Linked DNA regions of Mus musculus: all the other regions are linked to region 7. The links are chromatin loops, found by intact Hi-C in ENCODE. Cell type or tissue: left cerebral cortex. All regions are shown on one strand. Links, peaks and the distances in the headings refer to the core of each region. The heading gives the core; the rest is flanking DNA.

The links. A loop is a pair of places that touch in the nucleus more often than their neighbours do. Peaks named below come from ENCODE experiments on the same cell type or tissue, not always from the same donor. Only the 100,000 strongest peaks of a DNase experiment are listed, where the experiment ranks them.
Region 1: a loop joins it to region 7, with 3 times the contacts of the local background. A loop is called at or near these places in 2 of 42 quality-filtered maps.
Region 2: it touches region 7 in a loop (3-fold over the local background); 2 of 42 quality-filtered maps call a loop at or near these places.
Region 3: a loop joins it to region 7, with 8 times the contacts of the local background. A loop is called at or near these places in 10 of 42 quality-filtered maps.
Region 4: a loop joins it to region 7, with 7 times the contacts of the local background. A loop is called at or near these places in 2 of 42 quality-filtered maps.
Region 5: a loop joins it to region 7, with 5 times the contacts of the local background. A loop is called at or near these places in 8 of 42 quality-filtered maps.
Region 6: a loop joins it to region 7, with 4 times the contacts of the local background. A loop is called at or near these places in 2 of 42 quality-filtered maps.

Annotation. Positions count from the first base shown.
Region 1 is chr14:105,480,260-105,484,622 of GRCm38, forward strand. No RefSeq gene overlaps it. Among named protein-coding and RNA genes, the nearest start is that of 4930449E01Rik, 16 kb to the right of the region's middle. RefSeq lists an enhancer at 1,914-4,363. In left cerebral cortex, for the core only: no CTCF peak of the experiment used is centred there; DNase peaks (open chromatin) are centred at 2,603, 2,909, 3,199 and 3,588; H3K4me3 peaks cover 691 bases; H3K27ac peaks cover 720 bases.
Region 2 is chr14:105,493,135-105,497,497 of GRCm38, forward strand. No RefSeq gene overlaps it. Among named protein-coding and RNA genes, the nearest start is that of 4930449E01Rik, 3.5 kb to the right of the region's middle. In left cerebral cortex, for the core only: no CTCF peak of the experiment used is centred there; a DNase peak (open chromatin) is centred at 2,227; H3K27ac peaks cover 82 bases.
Region 3 is chr14:105,893,148-105,897,510 of GRCm38, forward strand. It overlaps Spry2 (sprouty RTK signaling antagonist 2), which reads right to left and starts at 3,672. Exons shown (of 2, transcript NM_011897.3): 1 at 3,441-3,672; 2 at 1-654. The coding sequence starts at 603. In left cerebral cortex, for the core only: a CTCF peak has its summit at 2,002; DNase peaks (open chromatin) are centred at 646, 1,536, 2,059, 3,087 and 2 more places; H3K4me3 peaks cover 4,000 bases; H3K27ac peaks cover 3,919 bases.
Region 4 is chr14:105,781,343-105,785,705 of GRCm38, forward strand. No RefSeq gene overlaps it. Among named protein-coding and RNA genes, the nearest start is that of Gm41239, 39 kb to the right of the region's middle. In left cerebral cortex, for the core only: no CTCF peak of the experiment used is centred there; a DNase peak (open chromatin) is centred at 2,286.
Region 5 is chr14:105,730,129-105,734,491 of GRCm38, forward strand. No RefSeq gene overlaps it. Among named protein-coding and RNA genes, the nearest start is that of Gm35967, 3.9 kb to the left of the region's middle. In left cerebral cortex, for the core only: a CTCF peak has its summit at 2,498; DNase peaks (open chromatin) are centred at 480, 887, 1,131, 1,519 and 3 more places; H3K4me3 peaks cover 1,329 bases; H3K27ac peaks cover 3,920 bases.
Region 6 is chr14:105,601,132-105,605,494 of GRCm38, forward strand. No RefSeq gene overlaps it. Among named protein-coding and RNA genes, the nearest start is that of 9330188P03Rik, 14 kb to the left of the region's middle. In left cerebral cortex, for the core only: no CTCF peak of the experiment used is centred there; a DNase peak (open chromatin) is centred at 2,142.
Region 7 is chr14:105,667,115-105,671,477 of GRCm38, forward strand. No RefSeq gene overlaps it. Among named protein-coding and RNA genes, the nearest start is that of Gm6145, 25 kb to the left of the region's middle. In left cerebral cortex, for the core only: a CTCF peak has its summit at 1,990; DNase peaks (open chromatin) are centred at 645, 2,072 and 2,730; H3K27ac peaks cover 3,654 bases.

The sequences.
Region 1 (4,363 bases), core at 264-4,263, 190 kb before region 7:
TTGGACACTGGCTGTTGATCTCTTTCTGTGGTTTCGCTCTGGTTTTGCCTCCATGTTAAGCTTACTTACTTGCTCTACGAAATCTAAGCTGTCTGCCTCTGTAAGACCTCCTGGTTCTCAGTGTTTGAAAGCAGAGCCAGAGGCGAGGGCATATCTTGTCAAGGGCTGACAGCAAAGGGTTGGGCAGTCTGGTGACTCTCTCTGGTCACCCCCTCCTGCCAGGGTGGCTGCAGGTTCCTGGAGTCTGACAATGTGCTGTCATGGGGATTACATTGATTAGCTTGGGGGAGTTAGGTAACTGGAGCTCTCTCACCGGGGTCCTAGCTGCTGTCAGGTCGACTGTTCACACACTGGTTTTAGGGATACCCTCAGGCATTCTCTAATGTAATCCAGGCATGTTGTTGCAGGTTGTATTTGAGAAGGGGCTACTTACTTGTCACTTGAAATATTTTTTTATGAAAAAAAAAGTCAATAAACGAGAAAACATGGCATAAAGAGGAGACAATATGAGGGTGGCAGAAAGGGAAGAACGAAACAGGAGTGACCCAAATGCCAAGCTTGCGTTCCGTGCACGTGCGCTTTAGGGAGCAAGGGTTCTTGTTTTACACAGGTACTTCGATGGTTGTGCATGCTTGGGGTTTTGCTCTCCTAGGGAACAACTAGACTCCAGTAAATTCAAAGGCAGTGGAATACAGGCCGACCCTGAGCAGGAGGAAAGAACTGGTGGAGACCCGTATGAAAGTATCTGGGTGCGTGTTCCTAAGGCAGGCACATAGACGCCAGTGTGGCTATGAAGAGAAGCTGGGTCCGAATGAAGAGCAGGGAGAAGCTGCAGATTCTCATCAAGGACTTTCCCAGACTAGCCTCTTCCCCTTCGGATTCCTTGTCCTAATCTCATCCTGGGAGCTTTAAAGGTACTTAACCCCAGGGAACTGCTTAAATTCCGGAATGTAAACAAACATACCTCACAGAAACATCTTTGTTAAATTTAAAAGAAATGAAGGCTTCATGGAAACCAGGCAGCTCCTTTTTTTTTTTTTTTTTTTTTTTAGATTTTTCTGATGATTTATTTAATCGTGCACTACCCTCCCCCAAATATGCACTCAACCTACTACCCTCACAGATACACTTGTGGACAACACCGAATTCGGACATGGTGAAGGGGTTCCTTCTCTTTGTCCGACCTTACCAGTAGGTAGGGGTGATAGCCAAAAACAGTCCAGCCAGAGAACCAAAAGGCAAAACATAAAACAGAAGAAGGCAAATGTGCTTGTGAAATTTGATTGTCATTTACAGCCTTGGGGAGTTGATGTGAGCTCTCCACAACGGAGGGTCTTGATCAGTAAAGACGTCACAGCATTATGAATGCTGGTGCAGGTCTGTGTGGTTTTCATGTCTATGTGCTTGTGTGTGTGTGTTAAGGGATTCAGGTATGTCTGTCTGCTGGTACGTGCGTGCATGCATGCGTGCTTGCACTGGTAGAGATAAGTAGATATCCTTGGGTGCCACTCAAATGCCTTTCATTTTTTTTCCCCTTGAGAAAAGTTCTCTCAGTGTCCTGTGCCTTCACTGTGTAGGCCAAACTAGCTGACCAGTGAGCTGTGCCTCCCTACAGCTTGGATTGCAAGCATGTATCACTACACTCAGCTTCTTTTACATGGGTCCTAAACTCAGATTCTCTTGTTTGAGAGGCAAGCACATTCATTACCCACTGAGCCATCTCCCTCTCCTTGAGAGCCTGTTATAGATATATACATCTATCTATCTATCTATCTATCTATCTATCTATCTATCTATCTATCTACATACGCATGTGTTTATGTATATTTTATATTTATATAAATTTATATATGGGTATGTATTCGTGTTAAAGAATCTAGTTTGATGTCTGATACATTATAGTACCCAATAAATGGCATTTCCACTTTCTTCCTATATTAGATTAGGAAGACCTCTTAAGAATCAACACTTAAAATAATTTATGAAAATTTAAAAACTGGAGAGCTTTAAAGAATGCCTCTTCTCTTAATTTCTTAATTGCTTGCAGTTGCAAATTGGGATAATTAGGATAATATATAGGTATGATCTTTTATTTACAGTATTAGATAAGCCTTACCAATTAGTTTATCAATAAGATTGTGAAGAAAAATGGTAACAGAGAAATAATGTATGTGTTTGGTCTAATATACACATCCCTGCTTCTAAAATCACATCATTGATACTGGATTTTCCAGCCAATCCCAAAAATAGATAATTCATCTCTGATACTGTTTATTAACCTAGTAAAACTGCCTCTGGGCCCAATTTCCTAGCAAAGGAATTTAAAGGTAACCCTGTCAGTTAAGCTGTAGATGTCTCTTCTTTCTTTCTTTCTTTCTTTCTTTCTTTCTTTCTTTCTTTCTTTCTTTCTTTCTTTCTTTCTTTCTTTCTTTCTTTCTCTCTCTCTCTCTCTCTCTCTCTCTCTCTCTCTCTCTCTCTCTTTCTTTCTTTCTTCTTCTCCTGACTTCTCCCAGCTGTTAGCACTGTCTCATGATGCTGTCACCTCCCACAGCTTCCTGGAGAAACTGTCCCAGTAATAGGTTGAGGTGGGGGTAGATGGGTGGGGATGCACAGCTAGGTTTCATCTGAGCCAGTAGCCATATGACCCCATATTCATGCCCGTGTAGTTTTTTCCCTCACAAGTAGTTGTTAAGTTGTTAATTCTGTTTTTGATAGGTTTTAAAAGGTGTGTGTGTGTGTGTGTGTGTGTGTGTGTGTGTGTGTGTGTGTGTGCAAAATGCTGAACCCGAGAACCAAGAGTGGTTGCTATGAGCTTTGCAACATGCACACGGGCGTGCACGCGCGCGCACACAAATACACGGACAAAGGGATAAATTGAAAAAGAAAGCAAGTAGCCCCTTGTTTGGTTCAGCAGTCTGGTCAGCCCCGCAGATGAGGAAGTGCGCCTTTGTCCCACGCTAAAGCCTTGTTTTCGTCTTTATTGTCTTTCGGGGTAAAATCGAGGGGGAAATTCACCTGTCTGGCTCAAAGTTAAACTGCTGGCTTTAATGTGACTGCATGGGAACTCGGGTTTATTAATGAATACAACATACCCGCTTTGATTTGAAAGCTTTCACCCTGCTGAAAAGATTCAAAAGGCATCGCTTCCTGCACCAGCGGTCTTCCTTTATCCCTCTCAGCGGTTCACCCCTACCCAGCTGCTATATCTCATTAACAAGCATTTGACCACTGCAGCAGGCCTGGGAGTGTTGACACTTGAAAGGCCCAGGCAGGCGTGGGCAGGCCATCAGCTATGGCAACAGGAAACTGCCCCGGAGACAACACTGAGAAAACGGGCAGCTGCAAAAGCCAAGTCCGGGTAGACATAAAGGGCCGCCTGTGCCCACGTTGGTCTGGGGTATCGGTGCGTGCCTGTGGATGTGAATTGGCGAGTCTATTTACTCATGCATGGGCTGTAAATGTTGCCATCGGCGTGTATCAGACTCTGGGCTTTTTGACAACTCAGGATGGATTTTTTATTTTGACTTACAATGTTCTTATGCCTAGCCCCGTGTTTCAAAAAAAATCTTCTTGTTCTCCAAACAATGTAAGCTGTTGTTTATGGACAGAATACTCATGAGAGTGTCAGGCTTGACGCACACATTCCATTCTCTTGGCTATCACGTGTATAAGGAAAAACCTATGTGCCTGGATTCTCATACAGTTATCACGCTACCCCATTATTTTTTCAAAAACAAGCCAATCCGTGAAATTATCTTATAAATATGTGAGATTGCTGTAATCGTTTCTGGTTTAGGCTTCAAGCTAGGATGGTTTAAGTAGAATATGTTAAGAATAGAAGTATTGTTCCAGTTGTATAAACTTAGCTCCAACAATTCTGTGGGATATCGTATTATTGGTTATAGTGATTTTAAATACAAATTTAAGTAACATTTATTTCTTACTCCCTGAGTGGTGGCCTTCTCAGTAGTATCTCTCAGTGGTATGTTTCTGAATGTACTAAATGTGTTTGTGCAGTCATTGGGGGAATCTCGAATTACAGACTATCTTGTGTAAAACCTGGGGCAGGAATTTTTCAAACCTGTAAGTTCGTTTTCAAGGTGCTCTGGTGGCCAGGTGACTCAGCAGCCAGTTCCTACCTCACAGGAGCTGTGTTACATTCATGTTCAAAACTGACCCCTTTAAAGCCATGATAAAAGAGATAACTCCCCAATAGAGGAAGAAAGGATGCTAATTAAAAAAAAAAAAGATGAATTCAGTGAGCTCCAAGAGACATTAGGTGACTGTGTGCAGAGTAGTGAATTATTTTCCTGTCACCTTCAGTACAATAGACAATTGGTGATTATTACTTTGTAGTATGTCA
Region 2 (4,363 bases), core at 175-4,174, 170 kb before region 7:
AGTTTAAAAAAAAAAAGCTTAAAATCAAAGCTATAAAACTTGAATCCACTGGAAAGGATTTGATGATGACTCAATAAATTTGTTATTTGGGAGAAATAGTAATTTTTTTCTGAGACATTCCCAGGCACACCAAAATGGACAAAGACATCATAGAAATGCTTTCTGGCTCTTTCTCACTCTGTTCTTGGCTGTGGTGGTTTGCCACAATCAGATGTCTCTGCCCCTATCCCCTCTGTTTTATTATTTAGGAATATAGGGCTCTTACTATTTCACTATATCAACATAAAATGCTTGAAGTTACTTCCAGGAGAGGGATGAGGTAAAGGACAGAGGACTGAGTAAAGTCATACCAACTCAGGCACAAGGAGAGCTTGGATCTTGAAAGCACACTTTCTGAACTCAGCTGGAAGAGTCTGTTGGGTACCAGTGGTCTTTCCAATGTTGAATTAATACCACTTGCTCTGAAACACGCTATTTAGCATCTTCACACTGCAACTCCCAAATTTGAGATCTGGAGAATAGCAAGATCCTTCTCAGGGAGATTATCAAGATTAAACGAGACAGAGGACTTATTTGAAAACATATTTACATCATGGCCTGGAGTTGGCACAGATGAAGTAAACAGAAGCTGTATTACTGTTGTAACTACCACGATGAGATAGATTATTTATCTTCTGACACTTATGGAGATCATCCAAGGTCTTGATGACATTGTGTTGAGACAAAGGCAAAAGAAATAAGAACTGAAAGGTACACATATGAAATCATATGTGTGTAAAAACATGTATAACATATATAAAGATACCATATATGATATATAGCACATCTTTACAAGTAAAATATAACATATAAATACATGTAAATATTTAAATTTATGATGTCTAACATGCAACTTAAGGCATCACATATGTTTATAATATATAAAATAATTTATATCTTCATGATATATAACATGTATGTGTGCGTGTGCATATATTCATACATATATTAACTATGAATATATGATATATTAAATATAATTTATAAATGACTATCAACTATAGATTTCTTATGCATGGCTCAGAAGTACTGATATATCAGTCATGTCCTTTGTTTTTGGCACATGGCAAAATGAACTTTGAATGTAAAATTACTGACATGAAAATACTAATACGGGGACCAGCAATATGGTTCAGTGGATAAAGGTGCTTCCTGCCAAGCCTAGTGACCCGAGTTCAATCCCTGGACGGAAGCTGTGTGATAGAAAGAGAGGAGCAACTGCTGTAAGTGGTTCTCTGACTTTTGCATGTACACTGTGGCGTGTGTTACCTTCTTCCCCTACCCACAAGATAAATAAGCAAGTGAGGCAATAATAGACTCTGGCCAGGTGTTATGTATTTATAATTTTATCTTGTCACCCTTCTTAAGATTCCAATAGACTTCAGATGAGCAAGTTCATCACTAGCCAACGCAGGGACTTGACGTTAGTGTTGGAGCCAAACCAGGAGGACAGTAAAGAGAGTCCACTAAAATTGATTTTGGTTTACTGGCACCTGGATTGTTATCTAGCAAACAGACAATATACACATGGCTTTGTGTGTAACAGTCTGTGGGAGGGAGTGCAAGCCAGCAAGTCTTCTTCTGCCATAGTTTAGCTACAGAATTATCTCTATCAGGTGGGAGATGCACTAGGAAAACTGAACTATTCTGGAATGTGGGCAAATTGATTTATAAGTGTGTGTGTGTGTGTGTGTGTGTCTGTGTGTGTCTGTCTGTGTGTGTGTGTCTGTGTGTGTGTGTCTGTGTGTGTGTATGTCTGTGTGTGTGTGTCTGTGTGTGTGTGTGTCTGTGTGTGTGTGTGTCTGTGTGTGTGTGTCTGTCTCTGTGTGTGTGTGTGTGTGTGTCTGTGTGTGTGTGTGTCTCTGTGTGTGAGTGTCTGTGTGTGTGTGTCTGTCTGTGTGTGTGTGTGTGTGTTTGGGGTGCTTGTTAGTTAGGCAATGTGCTTTCTCCTGGGAAATTCAGGGTAAGCAAAATATGTACTTTTTTCTTGAAATAGGCATCACCTTTTTTTTTTTTTTTTTTAACCTCCTGTGCCAGTTCAGAGAGCTGGATCACACTTGCCCTAGTGATTTATATCCTTGCTGCTCCCTGCCATGTGTGGGTAATGCCGGGTCTGTTCCAGTTGCACCACTATGATGGCATCACACTTTCACCCTTCACTCTGAAATCAACACTCCCCAAAGCTCTCAAACAGATAGTGCTCAGAGCTTTCCCCTGGGTCCTCTTTGAATTAAATCAATTAGGGGCAGGCCATATGTTCACCATATGTATGTCAACTTGCCAGAGATTCGTAAAAGAAAGAGAGAAAGACATTTTTTTTTAAAGAAAGATCACAAATCACTTGAAAACACACAAACTGAAAAAGAACTAATCAGTCAACTAGTTAAATCTCTATTTATATATGTCAAGGGTTGATTAAAATTAGACAAGATAATATGCCCCCTGATTACCATTATATATTGTACTTCCATATTTTTTAACTCTCATATGCGATTAATTTCTTGGGCAGTATAGGAAATCAATCACTCTTTCTCATGTTTTCTTCACCTGTTCACTCACCTGGAAAGAGAGAAATGATTGCCAGGCCAGTGGTAGTGGATCTTCACAAAGTTCATCAGGGTTCAGCACTCTGCAGAATATGTGTGATGTTTTGTGAAGATTCCAGCTGTCCTTCATTTATTGTAGGATTGGGAATCCAGACAGCTGACTCCTGATGCCGGAATAGTACATTCAGATAGGTCTCTTGCTCTGATTTCTCCATTCTATGGCTGTTGTCATTCCATTTTGATCCTTTAAAAGCACCTGCGTGTCGCATGTTACAGCTAAAGTTACACACATATTTGAGACATGGAAACCTCAAGGAAAAGAGAAGTTGTATGAAGCAGGTCTTTTGATTCCATTTTGCTACACTATGGGCACAGCTAGTAAGCTTTCTTCCTAAGAGGTCCCCATGGACCGCTACCACATTGGCCTTCCCCTTCTGGCTCCTCCCTCTTCTGGCTCCTCCCTCTTCTGGCTCTTCCCCGTCTGGTCCTTGGTGATCACACATCGCCTGACCTTGGCGTGAATCATATCTGTCCTCTCCCTTCACACTGCACAGAGGTGCTGCTTCTCTCTCGTGTGTCGACTGCTTCCACTTTCCCCTCTTTCTTCATTCTTCTACCAGTCTCTGCTTTTCAAAATCTTCTCTTAGTGAGGTTGAGGTTAAATGCAATAGATGGTAGAGATCAGGGATGTAATTTAGCTTCTGAACAAACTGATGATAAACACCAGATATCTTAGGTGATTTTTGTGGCAGAATTATGTTCTTCTGCTTTTTAAAACGTATTTTATTTTTACTGCTATGGGTGTTTTTTTTTTTTCCTTATAAAAAAACAACATTTAATTGGGGCTGGCTTACAGGTTCAGAGGTTCAGTCCATTATCATCAAGGTGGGAGCATGGCAGTATCCAGGCAGGCATGGTGCAGGAGGAGCTGAGAGTTCTGTCTTCATCCAAAGGCTGCTAGTGGAAGACTGACTTCCAGGCAACTAGGGTGAGGGTCTTATACCCACACCCGCAGTGACACACCCATTCCAACCAGGTCACACTTATTCCAACAAGGCCACACCTTCAGATGGTGCCACTCCCTGGTCCAAGGATATACAAACCATCACATTCCACTCCCTGGTCCCCATAGACTTTTTCTTTTTTTAATATAATTTTTATTAGGTATTTTCCTCATTTACATTTCCAATGCTATCCCAAAAGTCCCCCATACCCTCCCTCCCACTCCCCTACCCACCCACTCCCACTTTTTGGCCTTGGCGTTCCCCTGTACTGGGGCATATAAAGTTTGCATGTCCAATGGGCCTCTCTTTCCAGTGATGGCCGACTAGGCCATCTTTTGATACATATGCAGCTAGAGTCAAGAGCTCCGGGGTACTGGTTAATTCATAATGTTGTTCTACCTATAGGGTTGCAGATCCCTTTAGCTCCTTGGTTACTTTCTCTAGCTCCTCCATTGGGGGCCCTGTGATCCATCCAATAGCTGACTGTGAGCATCCACTTCTGTGTTTGCTATGGGTGTTCTGCCTGCATGTATGCACCACATACGTGCCTGGTGCTCTTGGAGACCAGAAGAGGCTGTCAGACCTCACATGAGAGATCCTGAGAATTGAACCCCGGTGCCCTAGATATGCAACCAGTGCTCTTAACTGCTGAGTCATTTCTTTAGCCACAGCATTGTGTGTGTGTATGTGTGTATGTGTGTGTATGTATATGTATGTGTGTATATAGATATATGTATGCATTTATATATACATACATAAATATGCATATATAAA
Region 3 (4,363 bases), core at 175-4,174, 230 kb after region 7:
ACAGATCCAGTCCGACGGCAGGGGCCTCGGGTAGGTGCACTCCTTACACTTGCACTTGCCGCAGTCCTCACACCTGTAGGCATGCAGACCCAAATCATCCTTGCTCAGTGGCTTAACGTCACCAGGCTTGAGCTCCGATTTAGGCTGCACTCGGATTATTCCATCAGCAGCAGCAGGCCCGTGGGAGAAGGACGGTCCTAACAGTCTCTGTTCCGAGGAGCTGCTGCTGGTACTTGTCCTTGTACTGCTCCGAGACCCTGAGCTGACAGTGCTGATGGACCTGGACAGAGGGGCCCGTGAAGAATGGACCTGCGAGGGCTGGAGCCTGGGAGGCTGGCGGTGCTCCGGCAGACCGTGGAGTCTTTCATGTTTGTGCTGAGTGGAGGGGCGAGGAGCAGGCTTGAGCCCAGGTCTTGGGACCACAGTAGGGCCCTCTGTGTACTCATTGGTGTTTCGGATGGCTCTGATCTGATCCAGAGACAAGACGTGTACCTGCTGGGTAAGGGCATCTCTTGGATCCGGCTCCCCGCGCTGCCTGCCACTGTCATGGGCTGTCTGCAGCAAAGGCTGCGACCCGTTGCCACTCTGAGCTCTGGCCTCCATCAGGTCTTGGCAGTGTGTTCACCCCAGCAGGCTTAGAACACATCTGAACTCCTGGGGAAACCAAGAGGAAAGAAAATGGTTTACACTCTAAGACTTCCCGTTCTCCACCCACCAGACTTGACAACTCTTCCACTTCCCTCATCCTCTAGAGAAAATGGGACTTGGAAATGCGCTGGTGGTGGCTGAGGTAGGAGAACAGCTAATGGTCGAGGCATGTTCTCAAAAGTGAAAATTAAGGCTAGGCCCTGACAGTTCTGCAGTCTTAATAAGAGCAGAAACGCAAAGCTAAGCTCTACCGATTCACTGAATGCTTCACTCAAATAAACATGCAATTTAGAAGGCTCCGGCCGGATGAAAAAATTGTCAGGAAACGCTGGCGCATAACTGCTGCCAACAGTTTCACAGGTATACTCTTCAGATCTTGAAGTAGGTTTAAGTTTGTCGCGATCATTTTTACATGAAACACCAACAAATACCTACAACGTATCGGTCAAGTCTTTTTTTTTTTTTCTACATCACACTTGCACCGTGAGTGGTCTAATCCCTATCTTTTTCCAATCCCATAGGACGGCTGTGATTAAAAAGAACATTTCAAGGGCAATTAAAGCGGAGTTTTAAATAAATATTATTAGCATAAAGTTATATAATTAAAGTAAGTCATCTCGAATTCCATTAGGTAGCACGTGAAAATAAAGTCCTAAGACCACAACTTGTACATCAAATATTCTACAGACCCACATCCTAGGCGTCTAGCCTTAGGTTCCGAACCACAAGTCATTTTTTAATAAATAAAGCATGCACACACACACACACACACACAAAAACACCCCATGATTTTCTCATCTTGAAAAATACCCGAGAGCACAAAGCAAGTAACTGCAACAAGAAAAGTTTTAGGAATCTGAAATGTCACAGTGGAAGCCTATGATCCTGTCAAGTAAACTTAAAAATTACAGTCATGCTTCGATTTAAGTACCATCCCATCCCCTCTCCCGAGTCCACATGAAAATAAAGGAAAATAAGCAAAACCGGATTTTTTTTTTTTTTTAACCCAACCTCTGCTTTTTGGAAAAGGACAGCGAACAAGGCAGGTGACAAACCAGACAGAGCTGGAAACCGGATCTGCTCACCTCCAACAGCAAGGTACACAAGGCTGTTCTTCGCTTTCAACCCGTTTATCGGCTCTATCTGCGCCCCCACACAGTCCCCAGCAGGTGGGACTCAGCTAGAACCCCGGGGGACTTTTCTCCAGGCGGACTGACGCTGTCCAGGGGCCAGCCCGGCCCCTCCCGTGTACAATCTGCAGAAGCTGAGGCAGGCAGGGGGCGCGGGCGCCTCCGAAGGGGACGTGTCATGAAAGGCACGAGCACACTTTCCCCTCCTCCACCCCCGCGGCTAAAATTTCCCCCAACCCAAGAGGAACTGCCATCCGGCCCCAAGAGGGGGAGCCACTCTAACACGCCCACCCCCCCGCCGCAAGGTCACCACAAGGTGTTTCTGGGAAGGCCCTCAAAACGGCCGTCCTCACTAGTTTCCAAAGCCGACGGCCCGAGGAAGAGCCGGGCTTAGGGCGCACAGCTTGCACCCACACTCCCAGAGCGACTCCACGGGGCAATGACCTAAGCAAGCACTGCCTGTAATCTGCACACGCCTACCTCCTTTTAGATCAGAAAGAATAAGACATACTTCTTAAAACGAAAGAAAAATAGCTTCATCCAGAGCCCCACTGCACCCGCCAGGCATACACAACTATGAGCCCCGGGGATCGGAAACTTTTCCGTGAGGACCTGCTTGCTGTGCAAAGTAGCATCTTTTGGAAGAAAAAAAAAAGTTGATTTCTACAGATCCCTGGCCGCCTCCAATGCAGCCCCCCCCCCTTCTGCGCTCTCCCAGTTCCTCTCCCTCCCCCTTTGAGTGCTTTGAAACCCCCATTAAGAACAGTGTGTGATCAGACTAAGGATTAGGGGGAAAGGACTTCAGCACTAGGGTGGGGCAAACCGACACAGAAACCCCTTTGTAAAAAAGGCGTTAAGACTCCAAATCTTAAAAACAGTAACACAAAAGAGGGAAGGGGGGAAAAAACTAGCCTTTTTTATTTTGCCACCTACTTTCAGGTAATGGAAAACGATCGCGACCACTTGATATCTCTTCCTGTGCTAAGTCAGCCTCAGTGTCCAAATATATTAAAAAAAAAAAAAAAAGCGTGACCTAGGCCGACCACGAAGAACGGAAAAAAAGAGAAAGCTGCACTTCCGAACCGCAGAGACGCGGCGCCAGGCTGGGCGACGCTCCCACCCGCACCGGGCTAGACTGTCCACACCCGGCAGAGGCGGGGACTCCCTCCGCCTGGCACTCTCGCCTCCGCTCGCCTGCCGGGTCTCCTGGCCCGGTGAGGTGGAGAGGTGAGAAGCCCAGTACCGCAGCCCCACAGGCGCCTCCGCCTCAGGATGGCTCTTCTACAACTTAGCCTTCAAACGAATGGAGGAACAGGTTAGCAATGCCAGAGCCTGCAACAGCGACCTAGAAAACACTTTGTGTTTTCCCTCCCTTAAAGCTCTCGGCGACTGAATCGTCGCCAATGCAGGGATAGGAGTAGAACGCAGTGAAGCGGTCCTCCGCCCCAAACCCCTTACGAGTGAGCTGTCGTGGGACGGGGGATACTGCATAGGCGTACCCTGTAGCCCGGCCATGGCCGAACCCCTGTTCTAGGCGAAGGAGATCCGCGGGGTAGTTCCCTAATGCTCCCGAGAAGCAAGCTGGTTTAGTGGAGAGAGGAACCCGGACCCCACTCCCGGCCGGCTATGGTTCCAGAAGGGGAAAAGCCAAACGCTCCTCACCGTGATCGCGGCTTTGCACCAACCCCTCTCCCTTGAATCCTCTTCTTCCAGCGATGTGCAAATAAATCCAGTCCTGATGCAAACTTTTTCCTTCTTTCCAAACTCTGCTTCAGTCCAACTTCCAAGCAATCGGTGGATTAAAACCACGGGGAAATTTTGGAACCCAGTCCTCCACCGTTGGAACCCTCCCGGATTCCGGGATAGATGACCTCCCTTCCAGAAGCGCACGCGGAGTATTTCCTTTTTCCCCCCTTCTCTCTCTCCTTTTTTTTTTTTTCTCAATGAACAAGAGGCCGAAGCGGCAACGTTGGCGAGTCTCTTTTTTTCCTGGTCGATGAGAGAAAGCGAGGCGAGCACGGCCTTACAAAGAACCTAAGGCCAGCTCGCCAAGACCCGGGGGCCCGGGGCTGCTCCCAAGTGGAGGCAGGCGCGGGGCCGAGGGCCGGGCCGGGCGCGCGCGGGGGCCTGGGCGCTGCGCGCTCCGCCGGCCCCTCTCCTCCGCTGGCGCTGCGGCGCGCAGCTCTCGCTCGTGCAGACTGGGCGTTGCGGAGGCGCGGCGGCGAAGCCGAGGCGGGGGTGGGGGTGCGGAGGGGGTGGAGGCGGCGGGGGAGGAGGGTCTGGGGCCCGGCCGGGGATGGGGGGGGGGGGTACGGGGGGGGAGGGCGCCGCTGGCCTGCGCCCTCGCCTTTCCGGAGGAGGCAGGGAGCTCTGCAGCGGCCGCGGCAGCAGTAAATGGCGTCATGTGGATCCGAGGCGGAACAGAGCAGTTGTTGTCCCAGAGGATATATCGCATCCGGTCCCAGCTCATTGGCTCCGCGGGGCTACATTCACTCGCGCTCCAGCGCCCGCCAGCGCTCCGAGCCGCAGGAGGCATTCAAAAGGGCAACCGCGCCGCCCCGCGCGTCCCCAGCCGCTCCTGCAGC
Region 4 (4,363 bases), core at 184-4,183, 110 kb after region 7:
AGATAACATACACACACATACATATATATGATATTATATACATATGTATCATATATATGATAATCTATAATATCATATAATATAAAAGTAAGGATGCTTTCACTTCTTTCCTTTCAGTTTGTATCCCATTGATCTCCTTTAGTTGACTTATTTATTGCTCTCGTACTATATTGGGTAGATGTGAAAGAAAGGACAACCTTGGCATTTTTCTGATTTTGATGAAATTTCTTTGAGTTTCTTTCCATTTAAGTTAATGTTGGCTATGGGCTTGCTGTAAACAGCCTCTATTATGCTAAGTTATGTCCCTGGTATCCCTAATCTCTCCAGAACTTTTATCATGAAGAGATTTGGGATTTTCTCAAAGGCTTTTTCTGCATCTAACCAGATAATCATGTATTTTTTTTCTGCTTCAGTTTCTTTACATGGTAAATTTCATTTTTTGATTTGTGCAGGTTGAACCATCCCTCCATCTTTGGGATGAAGGCTACTTGATCATGGTGGGTTGTCTTTTTGGATTTGGTTATCCAGTATTTTATTGAGAATTTGTGCATCTATGTTCATAAGAAAAATTGTTCCATAGTTCTTTGTCCTCATATGGTTTGGATATCACAGCAGCTGTGGCCTCATAAAATAAATTGGACAATGTTCCCTCTGTTTTTATTTTGTGGACTAATTAGAATTGTATTGGCGTTAACTCATCTATGAAAGCCTGATGGAATGCTAATCTAAAACCATCTGGTTCTGAACTTTTTTCTTCTCACTTTGCTTGGTAAAATTTCAATTCCTGCTTCTAGTTCACTAAATAATAATCCTATAACCCTACTAGGGGTTATGGGATTGTTCTAATTATTTAACTATATTATTTTATAATACCTTTAATCCCGGAACTTGAGAGGCAGGTGCAGGAGGATTTCTGAGTCCGAGGCCACTTTGGTCTATGAAGTGAGTCTTAGGTCAAGGCTACACAGAGAAACACTGTCACATCATACACACACACACACACACACACACACACACACACACACACACACACATACACACACACACACCACCACCACCACCACCACCACCACCACCACCACCACCACCAGCAGCAGCAGCAGCAGCAGCAACAAAAGCAGCAGGAGCCTTAACAACAACAACAACCAATTAGAAGTTTATTGCCATTTTCTGTCAGGACTATTACTTCTCTCAAACAACGATAGGGCATGAAAGAAGCGTAGAGCAAGTAAATAATCATCCTATTGAGGCTATGCTTCCTTAAAGGAGACAGGGGAGCCTCAAAGGTGGTGTTGGCTATTTCCAGCCTCTCTCCTATATCCTCCTCTTCCTTGTAACCAGAGGCCGACTTCCAAGACACAAATGACATCTAGCCATTGCACTGATTAAAACCCTTAAGGCTCCTTGTTCTTTGCCACAGATCTAAGCTGCGTAGCGTGCTACACAAAGCTACTCACAGACTACAATTTGTGTTTCTTCATAAGGCTCCCACTTCTTCTGCTCCTAGTCTATTCCACTATGTTCCAGATTTAAGATTGAGAGAAGACTGTAAATCATTATCACGCACTGGGTACTCCCTCTGTTTCAATGGGCTGAGGTCAGTGTTAGAGCCGGGAGATCTGATTCCCCATAGGCAGAAGCCTGGGTCTTATCTGAGAACCCTATGGAGTCATCTCCTTATTCTGCTAATTCTGACTTTTCAGGGGTGTTTGTCCCTGTAATGAAATGAAGGGGATGTTTTAGCTCTAAGGAAACTTGCAACTGTCTTTCTGAAGTGGATTCTGCATTAATTTCAAATGGAACAGAAGAGCCTCGGGCGAGGATAGAACCCACCCTTGCCATTTGTGTTGAGAAAAGAGAGAGTTTTATTTAAAAAATATACTTTGTTGCTGTTTGTTCTGCATGCTCATGTGTGTGTGTGTTGGGGGGGGGGGGGTTGTACGTATACTGACATGTGCTCTGGCACATGTGTAGAGATCAGCACAACTTCCTGGTGTCAATTGTCTTCTTCCACTGTGTGGGTCATGGGGATTGAACACAGGCCCCCAAAATATTTTTATAGGTGAGATTAACATAATGCCTCACTTGCCTGATGAAAAGTTTCAATTTAAAGGGCCTTAGGCAAACGTGCAGTGTGAAAAGGTAAGAAAAGAACAAAGTTCCTGGTGCACCTTGTACAGTTAAAAACTCTTTCGCACATCTTTTAAAAATAAAAAGCAAGAATCCCAGTACCCTGACAAAACTCGAAACCACGTAATTATACCTCCCACTTTCTACCTACGTTTCTTTCAGTTTCAGCTGAAAAAAAGAACATCTTCACTTCCCCTAGAAAATGTTACCCCTGTAGCTCAATAGGACACATGTGTGTCTCCTCAGCAAAGCTCTTCTTGCATTCATTGAGACTCTGTGCAAAAGGGCCCAGAATGACAGATACTGTTTTACATATCTGTGCAGGGTAAATATGATAACAATGACCTACTTGATCCTGTAAATCAGATGCATGTGTATGTAAATATATATTTTCAAACACATTTCAACAGACTAGATCAACTGACTTACGTTAAAAATACTAAAATCAAAATATTAAAGAATAATAAATATGGAAGTTTTTGAATATGGAATCAAGATGTTAGTGGAGTAGCTCACTTCCTTAATCTCTTAATTAAAACTGATAACATATTTTACCATCAAGTAAACATGAGACCGACATCTTTTTTTGTTTCTTTGATTGAGACAGACATCTTAATGCTGAGTTTTCATGGAGTGTTCATGTAGAAACAGAAAGGTCATTTGAGCATGCTTTTCATTTGAAATGAACCTCTAATCAAAGTTATACAAATTACGTATTTATTAAATGAGTGAACTCTGAGTCCTTATTGAATAGGGTCTTCAGCATAGTTTGAATGCTTCATTTGCTACTCCTGGAAGAGGTCTGCAGACATCGCAGGGTTCCTGAAGGGGGAAACCAGAGAAATTTCACCCATTTTAGAGTTGAGGGGAAAAAAAACCTAACAGTACATTTTCTCTGTACATTTTTTTTTAAAGACAAGGTCTCACGTAGTCCAGTCTAGCCTTCAATCATTAGGTAGCTGAGGGATGACCTTGAACTCGGGATCCAACTGCTTCCACCTCCCACGTGCTGGGATAACTTGGTTGATAAGTTAGGGGGTTCAAGCCCAGGACTTCCTTTATACTAAGTAAGTGCTCTATCACCTGAGATGTATCCCTATCTCCCAACATTAGTTTTTGGTGTTGGAAATAGATGGTTAAGATAACTCTGGACAATTGTGTTGCAAAAAGACCAATTATTTTAATATTACAAAGTCATATATTATAGATCAAGAAATCTCTTGTTGTTAGTGGGTTTTGTTGCTGTTATCTGTGGTTTGGGTTGGGTTTGTTGTTACCAGTCGTTCTTTTGTTGGGTTTTTGGGGTTTTGGTCAGGGTATTTTATTTGCATGTTTTTTGTTTTGTTTTGTTTCATTTCTTTTTGGTTTGGTTTGGTTTGGTTTGGTTGTTTTTTAGATAATATTTCGCTATGCACCCCAAGCTGGCTTTGAATTCATAATCGTCTGGTCTCAGCCTCCTCAGTGTTACAATGTCAGGTGTGCCTCTCTCAGCCTCCTCAGTGTTACAATGTCAGGTGTGCCTCTCTGGACTGAACTTTTCTTTTAACCTAAAATTCTAAGATATTCTAACCTACATTTAATATTTATTCTCTCAATTGTGATATCGCTTTAGTCTCTGTAAGCAAAATAAATATATGAAGCAAGAACTAAATTTCTAATCTAATAAGCAATATACTAAATTTCTAATCTAATAACCAATATGCCTTTGCTTATGTAGTAAGGCAACAAAAAGACTTCAGTGGCTTTAATGCAGAATACATGCTCATATTTTAATTGCTTGGTACACACACATGCACACACATGCACGTGCACACACATGCACATACACACACATGCACACACACACACATGCACACACATGCACATACACACACATGCACACACACACATGCACACACATGCACATACACACACATGCACACACACGCACACACATGCACATACACACATATACACACACATGCACAAGCACACACACACACACACATGTGCACCAACACATCATGACCCTATCTTCCTTTTTTTTGAAAGAAGTAAAAGCAGTGTTAAGAAATGTCATTTTTATAAGGAAAAACAAAACAGACTGGAGAGGTACCAGGGGTTATGAGTGTGTGCTGCTCTTTTCCAGGATCCTCATTCGGTTCCCACCACCAATGCTGGGCACCCAACAACGGCCTATAACCGCTCTAGGAGTATCTGATGCCTTTGGCATCCTCAGTCACCTGCACTCACA
Region 5 (4,363 bases), core at 213-4,212, 63 kb after region 7:
TGATCAAAATAAAAGTCACTTTAAAGAAAATATTTTAATTTCGATTTTATTTTTCATTGACAAGTAACTGCATCTACATATAGGATATAAGGTGATGTTTTGTGTGTACAATTTGAGCTAATTTGAATATCCATTTACCTCTCATATTTATCATTCGTTTGTTGGTAAGAACATTTAAAATCCTCTCTTTTGGCTATTTTTTTTATATGGCTTAGCTTATTTTTACTTGGTCAACAACCAGCATAGCATACCATTTTAGTAAAACTATAGAAAACATTTAACACAATGATATAGACATATGCATACAATTACATGAAAATAGGCAAAAGTTATTGTATAAGTCTATAAAGGCAAAAGAGAGGTATACTTGTATAAATCAACTACCATCAACAGTACTTACAGGAATAAAAGAGACCTACATGAGTGAATGGTAAGCAGATATGCCAGCCTAAGACTAATGTAAAGTGCTAGAAAATTATATAAGTTTTGTATGTTTAGGCTATGACGTGTTTCTTTCTCTTTTTTTTTTTTTTTTGCCATTTTTTTAAAATTAGGTCTTTTCTTCATTTACATTTCAAATGCTATTCCAAAAGTCCCCCATACGCTCCCTTGGCTATTTTTTTAATACAATTTATTGTTAAGTACAGTTAACATGTTGAGCAACCTGAGTGGGGAAGAAACTAATAGAAAGGGGGCTTTAGTCTACAGGTACACAGCCAGACAGGGCGAGTCAGTGCTGAAAGAACTCTGTTTGGAAATAGGCTGCTTGCCCCAGGCTTCAGCCACAGGCCGCTTAGCTCCACCCACACACACCAGCTACAGCTATGCTTTAACCCTTAGTGGGCACTATCACACAGTATTCCAGAAGGTATAAGAGCGTTATGTTTCTTGTTTCTTTGCACATTCCCAACATAAGTTTTGTCTGGGTTAGGTAAGAGGACAGCAGAAACACCGTTGGTAAGGTACAGAGAAATTACTGGCTGTAGTGAATCCTGACTCAAGGGCACAATGACTAAACATAGATCCAGGTCCAGGGCTCAGAAGAGATAATGGTTATGAAAAGTAGTTGAAGATGCCCAATATAAACAAAGTGCATCTAAGTGCTGGTATCACAGGTGGCAAGTAGGGGAGCCGGCCAATGCAATTATCATTCCTTAAAGGAACGAGACTGTATCAGGCAGGGCTTGTGCATTTGGAAAGAGCATTAGCAGAGCTAAGTACTTCATAAAGCCAAGAGACTTTGAGCTCTGAATCTCTCCCAGCTCCATGGAAAATGCAATCACCAGAGAGTTTGTTTTAAATATAAAATCTAATGAGACAGCTATGAGGATAATAGATCTGCCTTCTCCTCTCCAAGTTTTATTCAAAACTCATCACATAGACTTGGGGTAAATGACACACCTGAAAAGCAAAGCAAGCACACGCTGCTCTGTAGCAGGAACCCACCGGCAAGGGCTCTCAAACGCTTCCCTATGGAGATCTAAGCTGTAAAAATTAGTATTTTTCAACTCCAAAACTATATATGCAAAAACATTGGCTAACACTGTAGGGCCATGACTATGCTAGAATCTGATCGAAAAATAGTACAAAATTCCCCATATGGTGAAGGTCTCAACATTCTATTTTTAACAGATTTTGGAAAGATGGGTAGAAAACATATTAAATGCCTTCTCTGAATGGCAGTGCTGTGTCTGAATGTTTCTATTTTTATACTTCTATGCATATGTGTCATCTAATTCACATTTTTTTATTATCCTTTAGGGGAATGAAACAAATTTTCTACAAATTAAAATTCAGAAATGGACATATTTCTATTTCACCAGAAATGAACATTCACAATCCAAAACTCTAGCAGCTTCGCAGGCTTCATTTTTTACTTGCTGAATTGCTGTAATTATGCCAGGATATTTTTTGATATTTCTTCTTAAACGCGATGAGAATTTCTCTTTGAAACAAGAGGCTCCCTGCCCCCCCCCTCCCTTACCCCCAAACAGTGCCTGTGCTTTTTTTTCTGGAATCCAAATGAGATGCTTTAGCCAATGCTGATTTCAAAGGCTCCAGAAAAACAGCCTCCTCCAGCCCCTAGCCAACGCAGTCGCTGTGGCTTTAAGAGTAGCGTTCCGCCACCCCCCTGAGCCCACATACTTGTCCTCTTTGCACAGAAAGTGCCAAGCAGTGACATCTACTACAGTTTCTAGGACACGGTGCTCTCTGCTATACAGGGAGAAAAAGAGAGAGCGCGCTGTGAGAGAGAAGGCAGGCAGGGGAAGTGAACACAAACCCAGCTACATTCCCAGCGGACAGGCACTTCCCATGCAGTAATCCTGACCTGCTGTTTATGGCTGTTTGGCTGATAGGAAGCCCAGCTCCAGCGAGCTCTGGGGCCCAGCCTCCCCCCCTTGCTGTCCATTAATCATGAGAGGCTGTTACGAAGTGTACACAGAGTGGGAGTTCTGCCTAGAGTGGCCTCTAGCTGTCTCCAGCTCAATGAAATGACCCTGTGTGAAAACTTGTTTTATGAGAGATTGGTTTATTTGTAACTAAACTACTTCCTCCGTTATTTGATAAGCTCAAATATTTGCTGGTGATAGTCTGAGAGTGTCACATTTATTATCCTGTTTCTGTGGTTGCCTCACTCCTTTGGAACCAGCTCTGTTAACCCTTGGAAGGACAGCCCACGCCATCTTTCAGTTGGTCAGCATTATGTCAGACCAATTAGGATTTGTGACTCAAAGAGGGAGACTGTGTAGTTCCAAAACCACACGGACAACTCCAGAGGCAGAAGACTTTGATAAAAGTCCCCTAGGATTCTGAAACCACCATTTAAAAAAAAGGAAGGGCAGGGCTTCTGACTTCCTAACATAAATCTAAGGCCGTTCTAGACACATTAGTATTCCTGAAATGACAACTTTAGATAGGTCGGTGTGACTTCCTGTAGTTCTCCAGACCCCCAAAACGTCAGCTGTGTAAAGCGTGTGCGTTCTCAAAATGCTTAAAATGTCGTAGCATTCGGTGCTTTGACGCTTTGCCTGTTAGAGTCTGAGCTCATTTGCATTTGGCAGGACTTATTTCCTGCTTCCAGAGAAGGGGGGCGGGGTGGGGGGTGGAAGCCTTTGCTTGCTCTCTCAAAGGCTCAAAGGGCTCTCTGGACATATAAAACTATGTTTCCAAGAATTAAATGAACCAGAATGAGGCAGATCTCTTTTGGAATGAAAAGAAATACAGGCTTTTGTTACATGCAACACATTTGGAAAACCTAAATGGAATATCTCTCTTGACAAACCCACACTGGGACTGTTTTTGCAGCTCTTTCAGTCTCTGGTCAGCTACACGGAGTTCTCAGTGAATGCAGAAGAGGCTAAGGAAATAGCCACTTACGTGTGGCAAAATGTTCCAGCCTTGCAGAGATTTTTCCCAAAATCATTAGACCCACCAAAATGCTTTCCATTTGCCAGGCCTTCACCTTCCCCATCAGAATTTCCACAGTCCTCCAGCCTTGCAGCCCAGCTGTCAGTACCTCCTAAAACAGCCAGCCGTTTGTAGCTGAAAATGTAACCAAGTTTATACACTTCTAACCCAGAGAGCTCCCTGACGATCAGGCAGGAGAAAAAGAAAAACAAAGCAAAGTGGAGCAAAGCAAAGACGTTTTACTCTCAACTTGTTTCAAGGTCACAACAGAACACCCATGCAAGCTCCTTCCATGCTCATAAAAGAGGAGAATTTGGGCCAGCTAAGGCCTGTGGGAGGGCACATAAAGAGGGACCTGTACTGGGAACACAGCCTGGAGAGACCTTTTCCATCATGTGAAGGGGCATGGCTCAGGGTTCCACCTCTGGTTTCTTTTAGATCTCTGCAGGTAGCCTTTCCCCAAGACCCTGCCAATGGAACAAAACTTGGCCAAGTGATGACTAGAATTGTAATTATCTGAAATATATATATATCAAAATATAACTATATTTAATATGTTGAATAGATTTTATTATTAGTTTTCTCATTCTTTGTGTTTTTACGATTTTAAAATTGAGCTTTAAAAAGGATGAAATATCTCTCCTCTTAGGCATATTTTCTTTCCTGCCTTTCCTATTTTGAAGTTAGGGATTGAACCCAGACCCTCACATCTTAGGCAAGCACTCCACCTCTGAGCCACTTCTCCAGTCTTCCTCAAGGTTCCTGCCCTGTTAGAGTTCCTGTCTCTGTTTTCAATGATAAACAGTGATCGATCGGGAAGTGTAGGCCAAAACCAACCCTTCCTCACCAAGTTGCTTTGGCCGTGGTGTTTCGTCACAGCACTAGCAACGCTAACATTAAAACAATGAGTTACCTCAAATATAAGCAGGCAGTATTTGTCCTTGTGTGATAGCTT
Region 6 (4,363 bases), core at 184-4,183, 66 kb before region 7:
ATTGAGTGCTTTGGAAGTAGAGTTATAGGCTTTAGTGAATCAGCCCATGTGAGCACTGCGTATCCAACTTGGGGCCTCTGAAAGAGTAACATATGCTCTTAACTACTGAGGCATTGCTCCAGACTACAAAATAATTTCCTCTTGTTCAGCATAATGTTTTCAAGATTCAGTCACATTGGACCACGTATTAGTACTTTATGGCCAAATGCCATTCTATTGTGTGGTGATTGCACATTTAATCTGTTTGTCAGTTGACTGAAATTTGTTTCTGCATGGTGAGGAGTAAGAATATTGCAGTCATAATAATTAATGCAGCTTTTAGGGTGTGGGTATAAAGATGGATATTTCCATTTCCTTCGAGTAAATTGTTAGGTAACTCTGTGTTTAATGATTTCAGGACCTTTGTAGCATTTAGTTAAAACAATATATATTTACCTATACCTACATTTAATTGGGGGAAAAAAAAGGTTTGTTTCCTAATCCTTTCTAATTTATAAATTTTTATAAAACCAAATGATAAGCAGTTATTAATAATATTTCTAAGATATATATGTATATGTATGCTCTCTCTCTCTCTCTCTCTTACACACACACACACACTGATTTGCAAAAGAACAGTACAAACCTTAAAGTTCTCTTACAAATTTGGCCGTGCACGCCAGTAGCTCTGCTGCTTCAGTTCCTGTGAGGCCATTGTTCATCCCCAATCATAAGCAAGCAATGACAGCCATAAGCCTTGAGGTGTCCACTCTGAGTCATTATTTCTTTCTTTGCTTTCCTCAGATTAGCTCTCCTGTATCTCAGGCTGGCACTGAACTCTGCTCTGTAACGGAGATGGATCTTAACCTCCCTTTCCCTCTGCCTCCACCTCCATAGCACCGGGATTACAGCTTCGTAGCCCCACACCCCGTTCCTGTGAGCGATGAATGAAACCCCACGTTCCATGCATGCTAGTCAAGTACTTCACCAACAAGTTTACAGTTCCAACCCCCTGATCACTGCACAGTGTGTAAATATCTGGACTTACTGTCTACATTATTCTAGAACTTTTGTACAAATGAAGCTGTAAGTCCATCTTAATGCTTTTTTCTGATTTTATATTTTATTTGTGTTTCAGAAAAATGGGGATCTCTTAGCAAGAACTCTAAACCCCCAAGACAGGACTGGGTACGCCTAGACCCTCTCAGTCTCTCAGCTCCTCCTTTCAAACTAATACAGTTTTCATAAGTAGAGATTATACATACATAGCAGGGGATTTATTTGCTGGTCTTCTGAAACATATATAAATTTCTTTTAGGCATATAGTGAAGACCAACTGGAATATTAATTTTAATGTCAAAGACTTAAACAGCTAAAATGTCACCAATGGGAATTTACATGGAAATTATAATTCAGCTGACAATGTATTAATATATGAACCATCTAACAATGCAAAACTCTATACTTAGGGTATGAAAGGTCTCTAAACCTTTAGAAGACAAAGTATAGAATACTGTATATATCATGCCACATTGTAGGGAAATACATGCATGAGAACCCACTAAAGTTAATGGAAAGTAATGTATCTATGGAACAGAGCAATGTCTAGGTCCCAAGAGAAAGGGATATTTGTCATTGTGTACCAAATAGTGTCTCTCCATCTACTTCATTTAGTCTTTCTGCTTACATTAATCTTACTTAACAGTGCACCACACACTTGGTTTGTTGTATGCCATTTCCCATGTAACACAACTTCTTGACATTATTGCTTCTAAAATTTAGATAATCATTATTAATGCCTTAAGTTTAATCTTGATTATCAACTTCCCTGAATTTAGAGTTATACTCAGGAGATACACTTTGGGGTGTGTGTGTGTTTCAGAGAGGCGTAAATGAGATGGGGACACCCACCTCAGATGTGGGTAGCTCTCTTCCGTGGTTAGGGTTCCATACTGAGAAGGGCACCATACTGGAGCTGGCAGTGCAGCCGCACTGGTCTCTTTCTGTTTCCTGATTGAAGGATGTGGTATACTCGCTGCTGCACCTTCCTGTCTCCATGCCTCCCAGCCACTACCCACGGGCCCCTCAAACTGAGCCAAGACAAACCTGTCTTCTTGAAGCTGCTTCTGTCTCACATTTTGTCAGTGATGTGACTAATGCACCTTCTTAGCACGATGCATTTACTCAGTTTCAGAAACTCAGTGGAGGCAGCCAGCTTCACACTTGAGCTTACTGCACAGAGCACGCCTCTCTTGGAGAGGAACCTGCAGCAAGAGCTTAAACAAATCCACTTCCACTCAAGGTACTTGCTATTTCTCTGGTTATTTAAGGAGTTGAACGAGGAAGCCTGAATTAACTTGCACCATATTTCTGATTTATTCCAGGCGGATTTATTTATTGACCTTTTAGTCTGGAGCCCTGGGAACCTGCCTCCTCCAGCACCTTCTTAATCCTACTGTGGTTTCACACCAATGTAAGAGTTTTGCTAATGTTATATTCCTTCAAACTAAGTGGAAAACAACATAGGAGAAGGCTCAAAACTTTGTTTCCATTTCAAACCAGACAAATACTTGTATATTTGAGATTGCTTAATGAAGGCACCAGCTGTCTAAATCCAACCTAAAATGTGACCATTTAAAATATTTTTTAAAGATGACATTTGAATTAGAAAAGATTAAAGAACATGTAAGAAAAAAGTCGATATTTAAAACCCACAAATGTATAACTGCCACGTCTAAAGCTAACATGAAAGTAAGTTGTAATGATATGCATAATTTTCAGTAACTAAAACTAAAAACACCTCTACGCTTTCCCTTTGTGAGTTCTCACAAAGTACTTTGTGCTCCCAATGTTTACAAAATGGGACATGTGTTAGAGAAATAGGTCAGTTGGTAAAGTGCTTGCCCTGCAGGTATGAAGAGTTTGAGTCCCTGAGCTCATAAAGAAGCAGGGCATAGTGGCTTATAAGCCCAGTCCTAGGAAGGCAGAGGCCAGTGGATTCCTGGAGCTCACTAGCTGGCCAGTCTGCCCTGCCTGCAGAGTTCTAGGCCACTGAGAGTCTCAGCAAACAAAGGTAGAGTGTGCCCAAGGAACAAAACCCATGGTGTCCTCTGGCTTCCAGAAGGCTCACATACCTGTTCATGAGCACACGCATGAAAATGCACACACATATATATACACAAGATAAAAATGTAAAGAATTGACCAACCACAGGTATGACAACATCTGTCTGACAATTAAACACTCCATACAGCCCAATTGTGCTCTCAGATGTAAATGCATGGTGGTTGTAACTGTCATCCGGTATAGCAGAAGAGTGCAGCCATATAAGGTGGTCTTGAAAGCTACGTTGAAATGTCTAGCATTATCTTCTTATAGAGTTACTTTGAATAATCATGATTATTTTTTTCATCCCTAATTCTTTTACACATGACATTTAGGCATTAAGAACAAAAAAATTCAGGAAATTCAAACATTCCCCTGGAGTCCTGAGGAGTCCTGACTGCGTCTTCCTCCTGATGGGAATGATCGCAGAGAGTACAAGGTCCTGCTCTAAAGGCATAGTCTTCCATTACGGTGACTCATGCTAAATGATAGCCAATTTAGGATACCCTATTATTTCCCCACTAACAGATAACTCCAACTTCTATAAGATAATAAATTAATCTCACTTCTTTAAAAAAAAAACGAAACGATTTCTTCACTGCAGTTGATAACTTACAAAAAATACATAAAATTATAAACACAGGGAGAATGGAGGAAACAGTTTGGAACTTTCCTAACAGATAGTTAACTGTTAACTGAAATATTAGGTTAATAAAACACAAATTACAGAGCTGGCAAGATAGCTCAGTACACAATGGAGCTAGCTGCCAAGCTTGGCTGCCTAGCCGAGTTCTACCCTGGTACTCACATGGTGGAAGATGAGAATTGAATTCTATAAATTGTCTTCTAAACTCCATATTCTGTGGCATGCATGTGTGAACACAGGTGCGAACACACATAAATAAATGGATAAATGGAATCGAAAAATGTAAAGACAAGCTATGAATCAAAAGCTGATAAGTAGTGTAGCACATAGGAAGCCGTCTTGTTCATCCAAACCCTGAACTCTCTCTCCTTTGCATGCCAATCAGGATTATCAGCAGTACTGGGAGGGTCAGCGAGATAACATTGTCCCTCAAGTCACTTATTCTGAGAAGGTGTGACCCACACTGAGCCCACTGTAGCCTATGGCAATGGTGATGTCAACTCTCAGAGTTGGGCTAAGCTGCATTTCCTTTGTAAAGAGAAGCTATTTTTGAGTTGTTCCTAACTACAAGTAGGAATTAAACTCTCAGCTCTGACGAAGGATGGCTTTTCAGGTGAGATACTCACATGAACA
Region 7 (4,363 bases), core at 254-4,253:
ATTTTAGCAGTGCTGGGGAAAAATATGAAGTAAAAGTTTGTCTTAAGAATCTACCCTTTTCTAAATTATAGGTGATGGGACACAATAATAAGTCAGTACTGGCAAGGGTAGATGAGGGGGACAAAAATTCTAAGCCAGTGTGACATTCACAATGAGACTTGTCTCAAAACCAAAACAAATAAAAAACAAATAAACAAACAACAACACAAACGTTTATACTTCCAGGGAACTACTTCAAATACACTCACATTTTTAGAGCTTAACTTAGTCACATTTAAAAGAACATTATTTACATTGTTCAAAATTCACAATTGCCTATAGTTTCCAGACAGAAATAAATTATTCTCAAACCCTGTGGATACAGGGGCTTTGAAATAGACCAATGTGCCATGGAAACATTTTCTGTTGCATTAGTCCACAGGATAAGGAAATGTTCTAGACCAGTCCCTCTTGTGCATATCAAATACACAGACTGTGGGACTCCTGGATGCCATCCAACCCAACCTGCCACATTGCCCTGAAATAGTGTCACACTTTTCAAATTCTCCTATGAAAAGTTTACCTTAGAAATATTTTGTCTGAGTTCACCCAAGGAATTGAGATCACAATGCCCTGAGAAACGTGCTGTGTACAAGGTCTGTGACCAATGCACCAAAAACTCTAATCACCGTCAAACAGAACCTTCTAAATCTGCAGAACTGTGGGATTCGGATGCCCACACACACACAGGAGGAGTAAAGAGATTTCTCTAGCCTTGCCTGTCATCAGTCTTCCTGTTTTAACTAAAGTTTTTGTATCAGACTCAGGGACATGTACAGGGACATGTGAGTTTAAACGGGGTTACATTGTGTCACTGAAGTATCTCTCTATTCCTACGTTTTTCTCCTCACATCCAGTGGCATAGATGATTTGATCTGGATTTGTTTTTCACTGGAGATAAAGAGTATCTTTCGGAAACGTCAAGACAGCTTGTACAGGTTTAATATCAGGGGATAGTAAGATTAATGACAATAAAGAAAATACCAGGAACTGATAACACAACAGACAGACCTGAGTTGGATCAGTGATGTGCAGATGGAGGAGCCAGTTGTGCGGGATGGAAGGACGGGGTGGGAAGGAACAGTGCAGGAGGCAAAGGTTCTCTACCTCTGCTTTTCCTGTGTTTGTGAGTGTGGGCTGCAGTGGGCAGCAGCACCAAGAAAAGGGACTCAGTGTAGAGAAAACTAGTTGTTAAATGACCCTTAGGATCCAGCCTGTTAGAATCATAAAGGCAGCCTCAGTCAGAAAGGTAGGCAAGCCTCCCTCCAGCTCCAGCGGAGGTGCGAAGGAGCATAGCTGTGGGTCCTGGAAACCCGTGTTTGCACCGGACATTATTAGTATTTGAATTGGATGGTGGAGGGACAAGTGCATCTGAACTTATTAAAACACCTTACAGATGTTACGTTTTGATCCCTCTACTTAAGGCCATTTTGTCTGTATTATAAGACAGATTTAAAAAAAAACAGATTAAAGTCATTTCCCATTAAGTTCCTTAACTATTCTGAGAATTCTATGAAGCTCCAGAAGAAGTCCTCCAATTAATCCCTTTGTACCATCAAAGACTTCTATCCGCTATATTCTACTTTAATTATTTGCAAAAAATAGTTTAGGTACAGATCTTACTAGGAAAGCACTCCTCACTACTCTTTCCTTGTGCATACAGAACCCTCTCTCATAAAAATTGTGTTTATTTATTTGGTTGGTTTTTCCCTTCAGAGTCAAGCAGGCTGAAGTGAACCCATCTCATTTACCAAATAGACTTCATTTCAGGGTTACCTTGGCCGGGGCACATTAATTCTGATTAGCTAGGATTTTTGAAAATGAGTCAGCTCAAGATAAATGAAGCCTCCTGCCTAAAACCAATCGAGCTTGGCTGGGCAGGGGCTTGCTTTTCTTGCCTCTCTCTCCCCTCTCTTCCTGCCAGATTGTCTGAGAGTGCGCTGCGCTCAGGGATGGCCACCAGGGATAGCTTCAGCTCATTAACTTGCAGGAAGCTCTTCATAGGCATCACGCTTCCCTCATCTCCCGCGGAGGGTGCACTCGAGGTTTGAGCCGAGGTTTGAGCGTGGGGTGGGAATGGAGGCGTTTCCGTGCTATTTTGGTTTCTTCTACTGACTGGCTGCTCAGCTGTTCATGAGTCACCCTAACCTCAAAATCTGTCATTAGAACAGAAATAATGGCACCTATTTTCTGTGCCTGCCTGAATTGCATGAAGACATTATTCATATTTCTGAAATCCATGTGAGAATTAGTCAAGGTTAGATGTAAGGAAAAATTTTAATGTCATTGCTATTAAGTTATGATTTGTGTTTGTCTTTCAGACTTTGAGAATTCTCTGTACTGAAAAGTTAAGAATGAAAAGAGGTCTTGGGGTAAAATTTGGTATATTTGACAAGATAGTTCAAGAATACATATTTTTTCAAGATCTCTATCTATTTATCCACCATTTACCTTTCTATATAATACATTAGAACTTTTAAACTGTTATATATATATAATGCTGGGTTTTTATTCTCATGACAAATCTGAAAGGATAGTAATTTTAACTGCTGTCATTTTCTCCTGTTCCCATCTTTGTCCTACTTCTGAGACATAACCATACAAATAGATCAACACAACCAGACCTGTCTTAGCTACCATGCCACCATGAAGTGAGAAGCTGACATTAAGGCTTTGGGATGTAAAAGTCGTGGGGGTCGGGGTGGGGCAGTGGTCAGTAAACCGATTTTACCTGGATTGGGCAAGATGGTAGAACATTCCAGACCTTTGCAGAGACTGGAAATACCTGACCTATTCTTATGCTTTTAGAAAAGGGTCTCACTATGTAATTCATGCTGACCTTGAATTCATGGCAATCCTCCTGCCTCAGCCTCAGAACTTATTTATTCAAATGTTTACTTAATGACACGTTCTTGAGTAGCCTGTGCTGAATTAGACACTAGGGATGCCACTTACAGAAGACACTTGCCATAGGAGACCACACTTTAGAAAGAAGATACTAATGGAATATGGAAACAGTGTAACTCCCATGATATTTAGGAGATTCTCACTCAAATGTTGCAGATAAATGGTTCCTAAGGCAACTATTTGGAACCTCGAAGGGAAGGAATTCAGCTAATAAGGAGAAGAAAGCTCATCTATATCTTAAATATATTTTTCCTACAGCTTGTCTTGCCTACTTTAGTTGGTCTTTTTAATTTGTGAGTTTAATTTATTGTTGTTTCTGTTCCTTTATACTTACAAAGAAAATCATTAGAGGACATGGTTTTGTTTCTTAAAACATTTTATCTATAGTTGATATATTTATGAATTGTAGCTCTTAGCATTATACAATGTATGCTGTGTAGCCTTTGGTAGGGGATCATACGCAAATGTCAAAATTATGACATCATTTCACTTTTTTCTTTCAATATCCAGCTAGCTTACATGGCAGGTTTGTGTGTACAGCATATATCTGGAGAGACTATATCCAGATATTCTTTATCATATTAAGCTTCTTACACAGATTGTTGTATACTCAACCATTTGTTAGGAGTGTTTTACAAAGGCTCTGCTTGCTTGCTCCTCCTGGTCCACCCTTTTAAGGTTCCTTTCACATTGAGCAGTCTGTATTACTGATTCTTACCAATCCACTTCTGCCAGTCAGAACGGTCTTTGTGAAAAGCCTCTACGAACAAACAAAAGGAATCAATCAGATACCTGCTTTTCACTCTTCCCATCTTCTTAGGGTTTCCATTGCTGTGAAGAGACAGCATGACCAAGGCAACTCTTTTAAAGGACAACATTTCATTGGAGTTGGCTTACAGGTTCAGAGGACCAGTCCATGAAAACCAAGGCAGCTTTTAGGCAGGCATGGTGCTGGAGGCGCCGAGGGTTCTGCATCTGCAGGTTATCAGAAGACTCTGAATCATAGTGACCAGACTTAAACATACATATGAGACCTCAAAGCCATGCCTCCACAGTGACAAACTTCCTCTAACAAGGCCACACCTCCTCCAATAAGGCCTCCTCATAGTGCACTTTCCGTGGGCCAAGCATATTCAAACCACCACACAGGGTCCTAAAGAGGATAGTCTCAAGAATTAGCATTCTTCTGCCTAGAAGGGGCTCAGGTATGCAGCACCTCCCATTCCTGCACAGAAAAGATGGAGCGTAGTGCTGAGCCTCTGAGCAGGACTTCCCAACTCTGTTGCTGGAGTCACCAACTCATAACCTTGGTTCCTGATTGGATCAAGTATCACAGGTCTTGCTCCTCCTAAGCAGGACTGCCTGGTTATTGGCCTCCATCACATGACCTACATGGAGCAAGGACCTTTTTATCTTG